Linked DNA regions of Homo sapiens: region 1 is linked to region 2. Evidence: read pairs that join two places in POLR2A ChIA-PET (ENCODE). Cell type or tissue: MCF 10A. All regions are shown on one strand. Links, peaks and the distances in the headings refer to the core of each region. The heading gives the core; the rest is flanking DNA.

Region 1 (2,922 bases), core at 88-2,587, 120 kb after region 2:
CCATTTGCATTCACATGTAAAAAAATGTACTATAACCATTAATATGAATGCCATTTCTAATACTATCCAAATCGGTGGAGTTTGGAGTTTGAAGTTTGAAGTTTAGGTTTAGGGGAAGACACCAGTTGTGTAAACAGGCATTTATTAAGGACTTAGAAAGGCTAAGATCAGCCAATCTTCAATATGAAAAAAAAAAGTAAATATTTACTTGTAGCTATTTCTTTTCTTTGTTAAATTTATTAAAAAAAAAAAAGGGCTCACTGTGGTGGCTATGCCTGTAATTTGGAAGGCCAATTCAGGTGGAGCACTTGAGCCCAGGAGTTCAAGACTAGCCTGGGCAACATGATGAAACTCTGTCTCTACAAAAATATACAAATATTAGCCGGGCGTGGTGGTGCATGCCTGTAGTCCCAGCTACTCAGGAGGCTGAGGTGGGAAGATCACTTGAGCCAGGGAGGTCGAGGCTGCAGGGAGCTGTTATCATGCCACTGTACTCCAGCCTGGGTGACAGAGAGCCTGTCGCAAGAAAAAAAAAAAAAAGTAAAACAAAATTATGTGTAGACCTAATTTCTTTATTAGATTTATTCTAAAACACTTAGGCATTATTTACTCCAATGTTTACAAAAAAAATGTATCTTTGACATGGCAGTGATCACGTTACATGTTACTAGTATTTCTTTCCAAAAAAATAGGAAATGAGATCACTTGGCAAAAAGGGAAGTTGCTATGTTAGAAATGACTGAACTGATGCGTGCATTTAATTGTGTCTTGTGGTAAACAAGACTCACACCAAGCAATAAGTCAAATGACTAAGGGAAAAAAAGAAAAGTTTTCATGCTGATTCAAAGGTGGTTATGATTCTGTAGTGATATGTAGTGATGTTTTTCTTATTTTCTCAAAAGTTTCTTTATTATTTTGATCTATTATTTTTATAAATAGATGTAAAATTTTTAAAAGCTCAGTTGAGATAAAACTCTTAGCAACTTGAAGAAAGTGACTTAGGGAAAAAAAGCAGTTACTATGCTATAATTTCTATATTTTGTTTCTCACAACTCTCCTAAAACTTTTATTTTTAAAGTTTTTGTTTCACAATATGAGCTTCATCTTAACTGCATCTTTCTCCTCACTTTGGCCTTGGGGTGACTGAAGTATTTAAGACAAAGTTTAACCCACATAGACATTCCACATTGATGGATTCCATTGAAATGATGAGCTCTCCACCCATTTGTGTAACCATTTATTGATATTTGTCTCACCCACTTGACTGGAAATTCCACAAAATCAGAGACTACAACTGCTTTATTTAGACTGTGTTCCAGCTTCCAGATTAGTGCCTGCATGTAACAATGTTCTACAAACATTTCTTGAATGAAAGCAGAAATTTCCCAGTTCTTGCAACCTATCCAAACAAGAACAATGTCAACGAAAGAAAACGAAAATGCTTATCTTTGTTTTTGTTCTCCCTTGGGGACAATTATTTTATTTCCATGAACAGAGAAGAACTTAGCATGGAAAATACAGTTTTAGTTAGTGCTCTAATTTAGCAGTGGTGGATAGATAAAGCAGTAAACTGTGCAGCCAAACAGCAGTTTCATTCCACTGGTGAATTAACCATCCGATATCTTCTAGGCTCCTTGAAGGCAAGGGTAAGAAATAACAGGTTAGGATACAGTGGCATAAAGGATGGTGAGCAGCATGCGGGAAGTCCTGGCAACTGAAGTCCACCACTGGGGGAGAGGCTCTGCTGCTTGCTCTTTCCCATCAACTGCATTTCACAGAACTGTGGAGACTCCAAGGGACCACACACTGTTTCTGGAGGCCAGAGAGTGAATATAAATGGTGTTCTATAGGTTTTGTCTAATTAACGTTGACTGTGCTAAGACTAAAACAGTTTAGCTTCCATTTTAAGTATTATCTCAGTGGTTCTTAACCTTTCTTACTTTAACCATTTAAGTCTTTGAAAATATAATGAAAGTTTTATACCTTCTGCTCAGCCTCAAGGATGAATGCTGGCATGAAGTTTCAGGGAGTTTACTGAACTCCCTTATAAACCCCTAAGGGCTAAAATCAGTAAAGGGTAAGTTGGAGGTATTACATTTGACAATAATGAGCTAATCCTATGTGTACTACCTTTAAGTCAAATCAATTGAAAGAGAAGTGGCATTTTCTGAATGGTGCCTGCTCTTTCTGGATATGTCCTGGACAGAATTCAGAAAACGTTTTTTGAAGTTTTCAAAAGAGAAAGTGGAGATGGATAAGGAGCAGAATGAGGAGGAAGAGAACACTCATGGTATATAAAGGCAAGATTTGAGTGACCTTTCATATTCTTGTGACCTATAAGAGTAAGACCCAAATCCATCTAGAAAAAGATCAAAACTGAGTACTACTTTCAACTGAGGTAGCCTCCTTCACAAATCTACTGAAAAGCAGTGTCAATGGCAAAAGGAGGCTGAAGAGAAGGGTTACATTTTAGTTCTTCCATAATTCTCTTCATTTCCCCAAAATAGATATATTCAAGAAAAGCTACATAATTATTTCACATAAAAAGAAAACAAAATTAAAAAATAATTCAGATTGTGTATGAGTTTTGAGATACTGGCCAATCTCTCAGCATTCCTCAAATTTATGGCAAAATAAGGACATAAAACTTCTTTATCTCTTTCAGTATAACCTGGTGCCCCCAAATTGTCTGATTTCCAGATTTGAGCCCTTTTCATTTTTAGGTGGCTTATTCTCTCATCTAGCATTTATCTCAAAACTCATTTAGAATGTTTTTTGACTGCATCACCTTACTTGTCTATATTAAATCACTCCATGTGGTCCCTAAACCAGGAAGGAGGAAATCACCACTCACAGATGCTATTGGAGTTTTGAAACAAAGGAAAAGCTGTCTGCTCCAAACTTGCTGGATGAACTTTTTAT
Region 2 (2,922 bases), core at 164-2,663:
TTACAATGAGAAAAATATGAATATGTATTTAAAAACAAAGAAGTCTTCAATATCCTATGCATTACAGAGGAACTTATTTTACCACAAAGGTCTTAGAAGGAAAAAAAGCAATAATAAAAATACAGAACAACTTGCAAGGTCAAAATGTCCTTTGATGGTTTTGTTTCATTGATAGACACCATGACTATGTGGTAAGTCCCTAATTTGTGGACATTTTATGCTGACTGCCTCCATCTAGAGGGGAGTTTAAGTGCACTGAATCTTTATTACTCCATGAATGTTGAAACAACAACAGGGAGTTGCTGTGTCGCTTGGGATTTTCCAAGGAGCAAAGCCCTCTCCCCATGCCCATGCAGATAAAGGCAGTAACTTAATACAGTTTGGATGTGCGTTCCCTCCAGATCTCATGTTGAAACGTGGCCCCCAGTGTTGGAAGTGGAGCCTAGTGGGAGGTGTTTGGGTCATGGGAGAAGATTTCTCATGCATGGCTTGGTGCCCTCCACACGGTAATGAATGAGTTCTCACTCTGTTACTTCACAAAACTGGCTATTTAAAGGAATCGGGCACTTCCTTCTCTCTTGCTCCCTTTCTCTCACTATGTGACACACTGTATTAGTCAGGGCTCTCTAGAGGGATAGAACTAATGGAATATGTGTGTGTGTGCATGTGTGTGTGTGTGTGTGTGTGTGTGTATTCCATATATATTCAACAATCCAGACAACATCCGATTTGGTGTGGCATCTTTACCACAGAAGCTGTTGTTCATGGTTTTCCTCGAGACTCCAACCCCAGGTCAGGGATGGAGACTGAGATTAAAGGAACATTGTAGTCCAGAAGATTTAACTTTCCAGCTGGGCTGGAAAAAATATATACATATATATACACAGGGGAGTTTATTAAGTATTAACTCACACGATCACAAGGTCCCACAATAGGCTGTCTGCAAGCTGAGGAGGAAGGAGAAGCAGTCCGAGCCCCCAAACTGAAGGACTTGGGGTCCAATATTTGAGGGCAGGAGGCATCCAGCATGGGAGGAAGATGTGGGCTGGGAGGCTAGGCCAGTTTCTCTTTTCACATTTTTTTTGCCTGCTTATATACTAGCCGCACTGGCAGCTGATTAGATTGTGCCCACCAAGATTAAGAGTGGGTCTACCTTTCCCAGCCCACTGATTCAAATGTTAATCTTCCTTGGCCACACCCTCACAGACATGTGAAGAATCAATACTTTGTATCCTTCAATCCAATCAAGTTGACACTCAGTATTAACCATCACAAATGCCTGCTCCCCCTTTGCCTTCCACCATGAGTAAAAGCTTCCTGAGGCCTCACCAGAAGCTGAGCAGACATTGGTGTCATGCTTGTACAGACTGCAGAACTGTGAGCCAAATAAGCTTCTTTTTTTTTAATTTAATAAATTACCTCAGGTATTCCATTATAGCAATGCAAAACAGATTAATACATGACTCAAAAGTGTTCTCAGGACAGTTAGACCAAAGTCATTCTGAAGCAAGAATGTATGAGGCACCAGCATTCCAGGATTGTTTGACTTGGCAAAATTTGTTTTGCTCTTTTGACCCTTTAAAAGTCACATCAACAAATTATTAAATAAAGCTAAGTATGCTGTTTGAGACAGGCAACAAAAAGGAAAGCAGCAAAAACAAAATCACACCACACACATCTGATTTCCAGTATTTTCTCCTTCAAAGTTCATTTGTTTTGAGCAATTTCATTGCTATTGCAATTTTTTTTGCTACCTATTACAAAAAAAAAAACAACCCTCTGTTAAATTCCTTACTCAGGCCAGGCGCAGTGGCTCATGCTTGTAATCCAAGCACTTTGGGAGGCTGAGGCCGGTGGATCACTTGAGGCCAGGAGTTTGAGACCAACCTGTCTCTACTAAAAATAGAAAAATTAGCTGGGCTTGGTGGCACTTGCCTATAATCCCAGCTACACAGGAGGCTGAGGCATGAGAATCACTTGAACCTGGGTGGCAGAGGTTGCTGGACAACAGAGTGAGACACTGTCTTACAAAAAAATAAAAAATAAAAAATTCTTACTCAACACTCCAGACTAACTGGAATGGTACATTAAGAGAAATATTGATACCGGTAATATAATACTATAATACAATTAATCGTTGTTAATTTTTAAGCTCAGACTGTATATAAGGAACTGTGCCAAATGTTTTGCATGCATCCTCTGTTTAGTCCTTAAGATAATCAATCCATAAAGTTAGACACTCATAATGTCCTCATTTCACACATATGAAAACTAAGGCACAGAGGGAAAGTGAGTGTAGCGCAGCCTGGGATGCCAGGTTAAGGACTTCGGATCTTGAATATTTTATTCAGGGAAATGAAATATTTGGGTTTTGGAAAGATAGTTTGGGTGGTAGTACATTAAGTTATACTGAAGATAAAAAACACTAAGTGGGCAAAAACTGGTTGGGAGACCCTTGTTCATTCTCTCTCCCCATAGATACTCCAACCCTGCAGTGCTATGAACTGTTGTACAAACATGCAAATGACTTAAAATGATCTTGTGTCTTTCTACTTGTTATTTATCTTGAGGCAGTTCCAGTCTTCCCATTGCCCGCCTGCCCCCCCCCGCCAACAAATTCCTACTCCACCTTCAACAGCTAGTTCATGGAATTCGCTAACATGCCACTTTCCTGTGTGAAAGACAGCACAATGTGAAAGCAAGAGCAGGAAGTAGGGAGTCAGAATGATCTGCTCAGCCTCTGAACAAGCTGCGTCCTTCCCAAGACTGTCACCTCATCTCTATAATAGGAATAATACTAATTTGCAATGTGGATGTGGAAATTTTAGATGATATTCACAAGTCTCTGTAAATTTTGTTTATTTTAATCAATTTGTCATCCTAGGTACCTCCCTCCCTTCCAGCCCACCACAGAGATTGAAC

Evidence for each region. Peaks named below come from ENCODE experiments on the same cell type or tissue, not always from the same donor. Only the 100,000 strongest peaks of a DNase experiment are listed, where the experiment ranks them.
Region 1: POLR2A ChIA-PET joins it to region 2 with 5 read pairs; 3 of 35 experiments call an interaction of 5 or more read pairs at or near these places.

Annotation. Positions count from the first base shown.
Region 1 is chr4:73,733,214-73,736,135 of GRCh38, reverse strand. No RefSeq gene overlaps it. Among named protein-coding and RNA genes, the nearest start is that of CXCL8, 5.9 kb to the left of the region's middle. In MCF 10A, for the core only: no CTCF peak of the experiment used is centred there; no DNase peak of the experiment used is centred there.
Region 2 is chr4:73,855,340-73,858,261 of GRCh38, reverse strand. No RefSeq gene overlaps it. Among named protein-coding and RNA genes, the nearest start is that of PF4V1, 3.5 kb to the right of the region's middle. In MCF 10A, for the core only: no CTCF peak of the experiment used is centred there; a DNase peak (open chromatin) is centred at 1,541.